Regions from separate parts of the Homo sapiens genome. Here regions 2 and 3 are each linked to region 1. Evidence: chromatin contacts called from ENCODE Hi-C or POLR2A ChIA-PET data. All regions are on one chromosome and are shown on one strand. The core of a region is the stretch at or near the end of the contact, and the rest is flanking DNA. Distances in the headings are between cores, read along the strand shown.

What was found. Hi-C counts contacts between places; a loop is a spot of excess contacts on that map. ChIA-PET counts read pairs that join two places held with the same protein, here RNA polymerase II (POLR2A). Pooled maps may share reads with other maps.
Region 2: a map with no recorded cell type shows a loop between it and region 1 (3-fold over the local background). The contact joins the promoter of ASB13 here to the promoter of RBM17 in region 1. A Hi-C loop is called at or near these places in 1 of 37 single-sample maps with no recorded cell type.
Region 3: a pooled map shows a loop between it and region 1 (8-fold over the local background). The contact joins the enhancer-like site here to the promoter of RBM17 in region 1. A Hi-C loop is called at or near these places in 1 of 37 single-sample maps with no recorded cell type and 8 of 50 pooled maps. POLR2A ChIA-PET finds 5 or more read pairs at or near these places in 1 of 52 experiments (GM12878).

Annotation. Positions count from the first base shown.
Region 1 is chr10:6,087,629-6,090,707 of GRCh38, reverse strand. RBM17 (RNA binding motif protein 17) reads right to left here and starts at 1,674. Exons shown (of 12, transcript NM_032905.5): 1 at 1,515-1,674. RefSeq lists silencers at 943-1,002, 1,273-1,362, 1,373-1,812 and enhancers at 178-1,016, 1,973-2,022.
Region 2 is chr10:5,664,976-5,667,844 of GRCh38, reverse strand. It overlaps ASB13 (ankyrin repeat and SOCS box containing 13), which reads left to right and starts at 1,250. Exons shown (of 6, transcript NM_024701.4): 1 at 1,250-1,336. The coding sequence starts at 1,294. RefSeq lists silencers at 1,247-1,316, 1,617-1,666.
Region 3 is chr10:5,628,537-5,631,540 of GRCh38, reverse strand. All of the region lies in intron 1 of LOC107984199 (a long non-coding RNA gene), which reads left to right. It also overlaps the pseudogene RN7SL445P. Among named protein-coding and RNA genes, the nearest start is that of LINC02677, 12 kb to the right of the region's middle. Within about 2 kb of position 1,545, at least 9 of the 41 ENCODE cell types and tissues checked have a DNase peak (open chromatin) inside an H3K27ac peak, as active enhancers do.

The DNA.
Region 1 (3,079 bases), core at 425-2,924:
ATTGACTATTATGAAAGGTTTGAGAGATGACTAGCCTGGGATCATCTGTTCCCTGCTGGGAGGAGGTCTGAAAAATTCATAGGCAGGGGAGAATGGGAAGGTAAGTTAAAACAAACCAGGTAAAAAGAAATCCACTTTAAATAAAGCTGCATTTGGAAGTGTACAACAATTCTCTCAAGAGCCTCCAGAAAGGCTGCCTTTGGTTCCGCAGAGCTCCACAACCGCACAACCTGCTCTGTTATAAACTGGACAGCACGCAGCACCTTGCTTAACTAACTCTAAAAATAAAGCCCTCTCGTTTAGCTCACTAAACTGTTACCCCATATTCCCTAAAAGCTGTCATTACGATCAAAATGTCTGCAGCCTTTACAACTAAAAATGTGGAAACTTGTGTTGCATCCTTTTAAAAACTCCATCTGCTGCGGGGAGCCAGTGCACATCTACCCATCTATTTGAGTATATGCGAATCTTGCCCTTATCTAGAATATCCTATTTCCCATCCATATGCCTGGCTCTAGCAAAATAAGGACCCTCAATGGCGCTTCTTTACTGCTTCTCAAGAAACCTCCATGTTCTGACCTGACTACTCCTGGAAACACAGCAGCCCCTCCTCAAACCTTTCTTTCTGCCTAACCTGCAGCTTCCAGAACGCACTACGGGGCTTCGCTTCTGCTACTTTCGCACTTACTTCCTCCGCCGGCAGCCTTTTTCCCACCTCTCACATCTAACAACGTACCTTCAAGACTCAACATAAGCATGACCTCCTCTCTCAAGAGAGGTCCTTCCAGACCCCACTTGCGTTTCTCAAATCAACCCGGGCCTGGGTTTTCACGCCTGCTTTCCCAGAAACCAAACTCCTGCAAGCAGGGGCAGAACCTCATTCCACCTGCATTCTCCGATCATTACACATTCTCGGGGCAAGAGGCGAAGCTCAAAGACTGCCTGGGGTCGGACGTGAGCGCTGAAACACCGCTCAAACTGCACGAGCCGAGGCGACGCCGGGGTTAGGGCTGCATTCCTGTCCCGGGCAGCTCCGGAGTCTGAGAAACGCCAACGTCTGCACTCCCAGTTCTGAGACCCCGGGAGGAACCGGCTCCGAGCCCCAGAGAGGGGCAACCGTGCAGGGCCAGGGGGGACACGCTACGGGCTACTCGGTTCTGGTGACCAGACAATTTCGTCAGGATGCGGTGCACGAGACGGAGAAGAAACGCTCTTCAGCACCAAACAGCCCGAGGCAGACATGAGGAGGAGGAGGAGGAAGGGAAGAGGGAGAAGGTCAGGGCCAGGGTCACCAGAGGCGGCGGCGGGCGGAGGGTACCGGGCCGCAGCCGCGTGGAGAGACCAGCGCCCGCCGCGGGGACTGAGACCCTCGGAGGCTCCGGCTGCGCTGGCCCGGCCTCCGCCCCTCGCGACGGGCCTAAAGCCGCGGGCTTGCGTCTAGCGCCTCCCGGGAAGGCGCGCCCGCCTCAGGTCCCGCCAGGCCACCCACCCGGGGCCGCCGGGGCGCCACTTACCCGGCCCGCCCGGCCGACTCTGCCCATGAGCCGCGCCGGCGGCAGAGCGGAGCCGGGCGGCACTCCGCGGAAACCCGCCAGCGGCAGGAGGCCTCGGCGGCGCCCACCCTTCGCTGAGTCCTCAGGGCGCTCGGCGGCGCGGGGTCAGGGAGCGCGGGCTGCCGGGAGAGCGCGCCCGCGCCTGCGCCCCGCCTGCGCCTGCGCCTGCTTCGGCCTCTGCGCCTGCGCCGAGGGCGCCTTGCCGCACTGCCCCCTGCCCGCGGGAGGACCGCACTGCACGCTCCCCTCCGCCGGCGTCTTCTTACCATCAAGAGGTGTCGCCCTGGCGCACATTTTCGAAATTCCACAAGGCTTGGGGAGCGCGGCAGCGCCCCCAGATGGTGAGGAGGAGAAGTGGTCCGAGGCCGGGCTTTCTGATAGGGGAGGTGGGGGAAGTCCCTCCAGGCCCCTCGATCTCATTCATTCAAAGCCACTCCTATATAAGCAAAAAGTTGAAAATAAGTCTGCATAGGCCAGATGCTGCAAAAGGATGGCAAGGAGCACGAGGTTAAGCGTAAGATTATGGAAACAGATGCCGCGATTAGGGGTACAGAAAAGAATGTCAATGCTATAAAGCCTCGGTCTTTAAAAACGACGTCGCTGACAGAAGCAGGGAGGGAAAGGGAAAGTGGGACTTCGGGTAAATATGATTTTTACATCTGTAATTAATTGGGTGTCAAATAGAGTTCAAGCCGATAAATCAAATAGTAGAGATTTAAGCAGACGTCTTAGTCCGAAGGAGTATACCAAGAAAGTTACTATAATCCATTAAAATCCAGTCATTAAGAAAACGGGAAAAGGGGGAAAAAAGAAATACAGTGGAGAGACAAAAGACAATCTAAAGAAATAGAGGATTAAGGACGTCATGGGATGGTATGATTCTGAGGGTAACCCAGAACAAAACTACAAAGCTTTCAAATAATCCACACATACATGCACCCACACATACATGCATGCACACACACACACACACACACAAAACCACAGCAAAAAAAATATATATATAGGGAAATATTTTAAAAAGTTACAAAACAGAAAGCGTAACCAAACTATATGACAGAACAAGACCAAATGTCTCACAAGAAGAAATATAGACCTAAGCTTACCTACTAAAAAACTACAATCTCAGATAGGAGCACAAACCATCATGCAACTCAGTGTTGTATACAAGAAAGTGCTAACGTTATTCTGAGTTTGAAAATACAAGATTGGAAAAGATATACCAGGAATATGCAAAAAAATTAAAAAAATCAGGAATCACAAACCGCTTACTACAAAGTTGATTTCAGGGCAAAAAGCATTAAGTAAGATTAAGAAGGACATTTTATAATCTTGAGGAGCACAATTCACAATCAAGAAAAAAATAGGAAAAATAGGAAAATCTTTGCACCAAATCACATAATCTCATTATTCATAGCAAACACTGTAGGAGTGAGTGAATAGACAGAAATAATTGGCACACTCCTTGCCAGACGAAGAGTACAAAAAGTAAATGGGGATTGAGAAGACCTAAAAATACAATTCCT
Region 2 (2,869 bases), core at 1-2,500, 420 kb after region 1:
CAGTGCAAATGGCTTGAAATTCCATTCCCAGGCCTGGGGCTCCACATTTCCAGGGGCTCTGCTTTCCAAAAGATATGGTTCAATGTCCCCTAGGTATAGTGCCTTCGGTCTGGACTGCAGATGGAGACCTGGGTCATCCCAGAAGCTTTGTAGTGTGAGAGATCAAACTGGCTGCTCTGCCAGGCCTCACCTATTTCCAGACTGGATGATTCCTGATACTTTTACTTTTGAGCCCAAACTAACTTCTGCATGGAGGTTCAGTACAGGTCAGGTGAGTGACGAATCTCCTGACAGGGCTACAGTGAACTTTCACAAGGTTAAACCTTCTAAACTTGGGAAGCTGCTTTGCAAAAATAAATAAATAAAATAAAAATCCCTTACTCAATTGTTGACTGGGTATTATTCCGGAAACAGGAAACAGGTTTTTCATTTCTGCCAGGTTGTGCCCCAGCTTCCATTTGCTAAGCAGCTTAGGGGAACATTGGATTAAAAACCACCCGTAAAGAAAAGGCATTAAGAAATTGATTTGAACGATTTGAAATTATTATCTTGAAAGATCAAAGAAACAGTGATTATGAACACCGGCTCTGGTGGGAAGCGGTTCTTGAAAGTTAAAGCATGGGGGAACTCGAGTACTCTGGAGCATCATCAGCATCTGTACAATGCAAGTGAACTCTGGAAGCTAGACGCATGCTTTGCACGTGGACACAGACACATGCTTGCACAGGACACATTTGCAATACATACATGTTTATACATGGACACATGTTTTGCACACGCTTGCACAGGACACGCTTGCACAGGACACATGCACAGGATGCATGTTTTGTACAGGACACATGTTTTGCACATGGAAACACATATCCATGCTTTGCAAAGGGACACAGGGAAGCATGCTTACAATGGATACAAGTTTACACACGGACGCATGTTTTGCACAGGACATATGCACAGGATGCATGTTTTGCACACGGACACACACGTTTACATAGGACAAGTGCACAGGACACGTTTTGCACCGGACGTATTCTGTGCACGGGACGCACGGTTTGCAGATGCAAGCACACACACTCCTCGGCGCGACGGGCGAAGCGGGGTGGGCAGCGACAGCGGAGTCCGGACCCAGGGACAGCGCCTCCGGGAACCTCGCCAAGGCGGCGGGAACTACAACTCCCGGCTCGGTCGCCTCGGGACGACGCGCGGCCCAGCGCAGACTGGCCCCGCCCAGCGGCCCCGCGCGGCCCGGCCCAGGTCCCGGCGCCCAGAGTCGCCGCGCGGCCGCCGGTGAGCCGCATGGAGCCCCGGGCGGCGGACGGCTGCTTCCTGGGCGACGTGGGTACGTGCGGGCGCCGCGGAGGTCAGAGCGAGGCAGCGGCGCCGGCTCCTGAGGCCGGCCGCGTATCCGATGGCCTGCGCCGGGGAGGTGGTGGCGCGCCCCGCGCTGGCTCCGTGGGCGGGGGCGTTTGGCGGGGTGGGCCGCGGTGAAAGCAGGGTCCCAGTGGTGCCGCGCATCCCAGACGGGCTCTCATGTCTGGTGCCTTGTCCCAGGCCAGCGCACTGCGGGGTTGCAGTCCGTGCGGCTCGCCAGGTGTGGGGTTTCGCAACCGCAAACCCACCGAGCGCCGCGCGCCCTGGGGAAGGTGCGGGACGCGTGCGGGGCCGTTGCCCAGTGGCGGGGGAGAGCCTGGGAAACGCCCACGGTGCTCCCTCTCGGGGAAGCCAGGCGCGAGCCCACGGTAAGAGCTAAACCCCCCTCCACTGGCGCGGGTGAGGCCGTGGCGCAGTGTCCGAGCATCCTGCAGAGGCGTCCGCGTGACCCCGACTCCGCTCCAGTGAAGGTGGCCTTGGGGCACCCCGGCACACTCCGAAAAGTGCCATCCCAGTTCGCAGCCTACTTTACCAAAATCCGAGCAGCCCAAGAATGAAATGGATTTGAGGGAAGGACACTCTTTGGGGAAGCAAATTTTTTTGCTGCCTATGAAGCAATAATATGGTCACTGAAATGAGCGACGGAAGCACTATGAAAGCCTAAAAAGAAAAAAAAAATCTAAAGCATATTCATCCTGGTAAAAACAGTAGTGCACCTAAGAGGGAAAAGTCTTAAGGGTAAATTTAGCTGAAGAGGAAGTTGCAGTCATAGCAAGGCAAAGATATTTTAATTGACTTTGCAAAATAACCACCTTTGACATGATCAAAGGTATCTAATAAGCATGTGTTTTTACTTGGCATTCCAGTCCAGGCAAGCACAAGACTTTGACCCTGACACTGTGATCTGCATTTGATTAGCTTAATTGAGTAAGCAGTGAATAGCTAACGGCAGAAGCTTATTTAAACACATATTTTAATATTTCTGTTCATGGCATCACTTCTGAGCATGTCTTCTGCATCGTTTGTTATGGAATGCATCTGTAGAAGAAAGGCACATTTTAAACTAATGAATCCGCAACTTTTGAGGTTCACTGGTATTTTTGACATTGTCATTTTTTATTTAATATATTTCTCCCCAAATAAGTTCTGCTGATGTTTTTTATTCCCAGTGTAATGAATAAGCTGAATGTGTTGGATCCAAAACAATACTGCCATTCCAGCAGCACCAGAGGCGAACCGTAGGAGCTTTAGACAATTTTAACATTCTGACCTCAAATTCTGGATGTGTGGTGTACCGCGACCAAAACATTTAGGTTTTGGGCTGTTGCGCAGTCTCTCATGCCTGTAATGCCAGCACTTTGGGAGGCCGAGGCAGGTGGATCACTTGAAGTCAGGAGTTCGAGACCAGCCTGGCCAACATGGCGAAACCCCGTCTCTACTAAAAATACAAAAATTAGCCGAGCATTGTGGCGGGTGCCTGTAGTTCCAGCTACTTGGGAGA
Region 3 (3,004 bases), core at 296-2,795, 460 kb after region 1:
GCTTGGAACTTCTGGACTCAAGCAATCCTCCTGCCTCAGCCTCCTGAGTAGCTGGTATTACAGGTGTCAGCCACTGGCTATCTATCTGTCCATCAATCATCTATTTATCTGTTTATTATCTATTGATCTATCATTGATCATCTGTTTATATATCTATCATCAATCAATCAATATATCTGTCTCTTGAGCTATCATCCATCTATTGATCTATCATTGATCTATTATTTAATGGGCACGTGTTGAATGTCTAATACATGGCTCTGAACTGAGTCTCGGGAAGGGAAATGCAAAGATCTTGGCTTCCCTTTAAGACCCTCCCATTTAGGAGAGGATAAAAGATGCATCAGCTTTATCAACATCGTCTCAACAGAAGCCAGAATGGAGTGAATGCCACACAAGAGGAAAACAGTGCTTGAGAATTCGTTGTTTTTAAAAAATGCATCATGGAGAAAGGGAATCTGAGCTCTGTATCTCCAGTCAAGGAATGATATGAACCGAAACACACATGTTCTGGAAAATTGATCAGATTGTGGCGTGTGGTGTAAACAGGCAGCTGGCAGAGCTGGAGGCCAGATATGGAGTTGGGAGAGGCGGTGAGAGAGGAATGTGAAAGCCAGGCCGTGCCTGCCAGTGCAGAGATGGACTGGACCGGACTGGGTGCCCAGGTGGATGAAGCCTGGGTGGGCGTTCAATAGCTGGGACACAATCTTTTCTCTTCAAATAGAACACCTATCAAGGGAGATCTCAGCATCAGGTGCCCCAGCCTGAGCAGTGCTTGCTGAAGGTGTGTGGAGCAGCAATGGTTGGTTGTCTCAGCGGACACAGGGGCTGTCATGTCTTTATCCTCCAGGCCTTGGAATGATGCTATTTGCTATGTGACATTTGAATCTCTGGAGCACTGACCTCGAGCCACCATGTGGTCTATTTAAATTGTGTGTTACTTGGCTATGGCTGCCATAACAAAAGACCACAGATTGGGGGCCTTAAACAATAGAAATACATTTTCCCCAAGTTCTAGAGGCTGGAAATCCAAGATCAAACTGTCAGCAGGTTTGGTTTCCCCTGAGGCCTCTCTCCTTGATGTACAAACCACCTTCTTTCTCATGGTGTCTTCACGCGGTCTCTCCTCCGCGTGTGCGCATCCTGGGTGTCTCTTCCTCTTCTTATAAGGAACCAGACCTATTTGGTTTAGGGCCTCAGTCTTATGACCTCATGTAACCTTAATTACACCCTCGAAGGCCCCAACTCCAAATACAGTCACATTGAGGGGTAGGGCGTCCACATATGAATTTGGGTGAGGGACACAAGTTAGTCCATACCATACGGCTACTTGGTATATTTCTTTTATCCTATAAGCTTCTAAAGACCAGGGGCCATGTTGTATTCACTTTCCACAGTGTCTGACACAGAGATAATCCCCATATACTGGTTGAATTAATTGGCTGCAGGATGAAGCCAGAGATACAGGGCTGCTGCCTCCAGCTGCCCAGGCTGTGCACTGCAGAGCTCCACCTAGAGGACGCCGTGAATATTGCTGCTTGGGGTTGTGTAGGGCTATGTTCTGCTGGTTGGCGATGATTTGGAATGTGTCTTTTTTCTTAATTTTCTAAACGTTGCCATGTTCTGCTTCCACAGCTGTGTAAACTCTGAGTGCCTCGAGTGTAAACAGTATTATATCTATTAGTCTGTGAGTAACAGAAACGTTATGTTAAACACAAGAAACCTCATGTCAAACACAAGAGGATTTTTTTTTTTTTTTTTTTTTTTTTTTTTTTTTACATAATAAGTCTGGAGATAGGCAGTTACTGCCTGTGGTTTAGAGCAGAGGTTTATAATTTTTTTTTTCTGATAGTCAATATTTTTAGCATTGTGGGCCAAGTGGTCTCGGTTACAACCACTCCCCTTTGTCATAGACAGGGCAAAATTAGCTCCAGACAAATAAATGAGCATGACTGTGTTCCAACAAAACTATTTACTAAAACAAGTAGTGGGCCAGATTTGACTCATGGGCTGTAGTTTGACAGCCCTCATGTATACCACAGCCAAAGCTTTTGCAGTTTTTTTGATCTTTTGACCATGGGACCCTCATGGTCCCAAGATGGCTGCTACAGCTCTGGTCATCATGTCTATCTTCCAGGCAGGAAGAAAATGGAAAGAGCTTGGCAAAAGGAGTGTCTGCCAGCCAAGCAAGCCTTGTGTATTTTTTTTTGATGTGTTTGTTTTACTTTGGGCACAGTGCCATCCCAAGCAATATAAGGTTTCTCTTACTGAGGAAGAACAGAAGAATAGACAGTAAGTAGCACCACTCAGCCCCTAGCACCACCACTTTAAAAAAAAATCCTCCAACTCCTAGAGTAGTACTGTGCTGAGCACACTGCAGGAAATCCATGAATAACGGCTTCTCGTTTCCTCTCATACTTGTTTCTGGTCACCTCTGGTCTCTTCACTTCATTATTAAATCCTTAGAGAGGACTACAACCTTCGCAGTCTAACTTTGTAAAAAGATGACTCAAATTTTCCGATTCTTGGTAAAAAAAAAACCACACACACCTCAACAGCTCCTTTCATGCTATATAGATTTCCAGGCAGGGAACAAAAGACAGAAAGAGACGGGAAGGCAGAAAGGAGACTATTATGCATTGCTGGCTCAGCAGTAATTGTTGGCAGCTTTCGGAGAGTCGGGAGGTGAGGGCTCAGGCGGCTTTGGGGCGTGATTGATGGGTTATGATGGGGACCAGGAGGCATCTGTCCTGTGTGTTTGAGGATTTGGGGAAGCAGATCCTGTGGTGCGTCTCAAGCATGCATTCTGATGCTGCCTCCTCCAGGAGTATTTTAGGAGAAGGCAGGGATTCTCCGCAAAACTCAGGCTCTGCTCTGTTTTCCATGAGTGTTTCCAAATCCCAGAGCTCAGACCCTGATGAAACTCTTTCAGTCTTGTGAGGCGTGGGGTGTGGCAGAAAGTCCCTAAGCTCCCAGACCCAGGGAGAGCAGTGTTCTCCGGGAC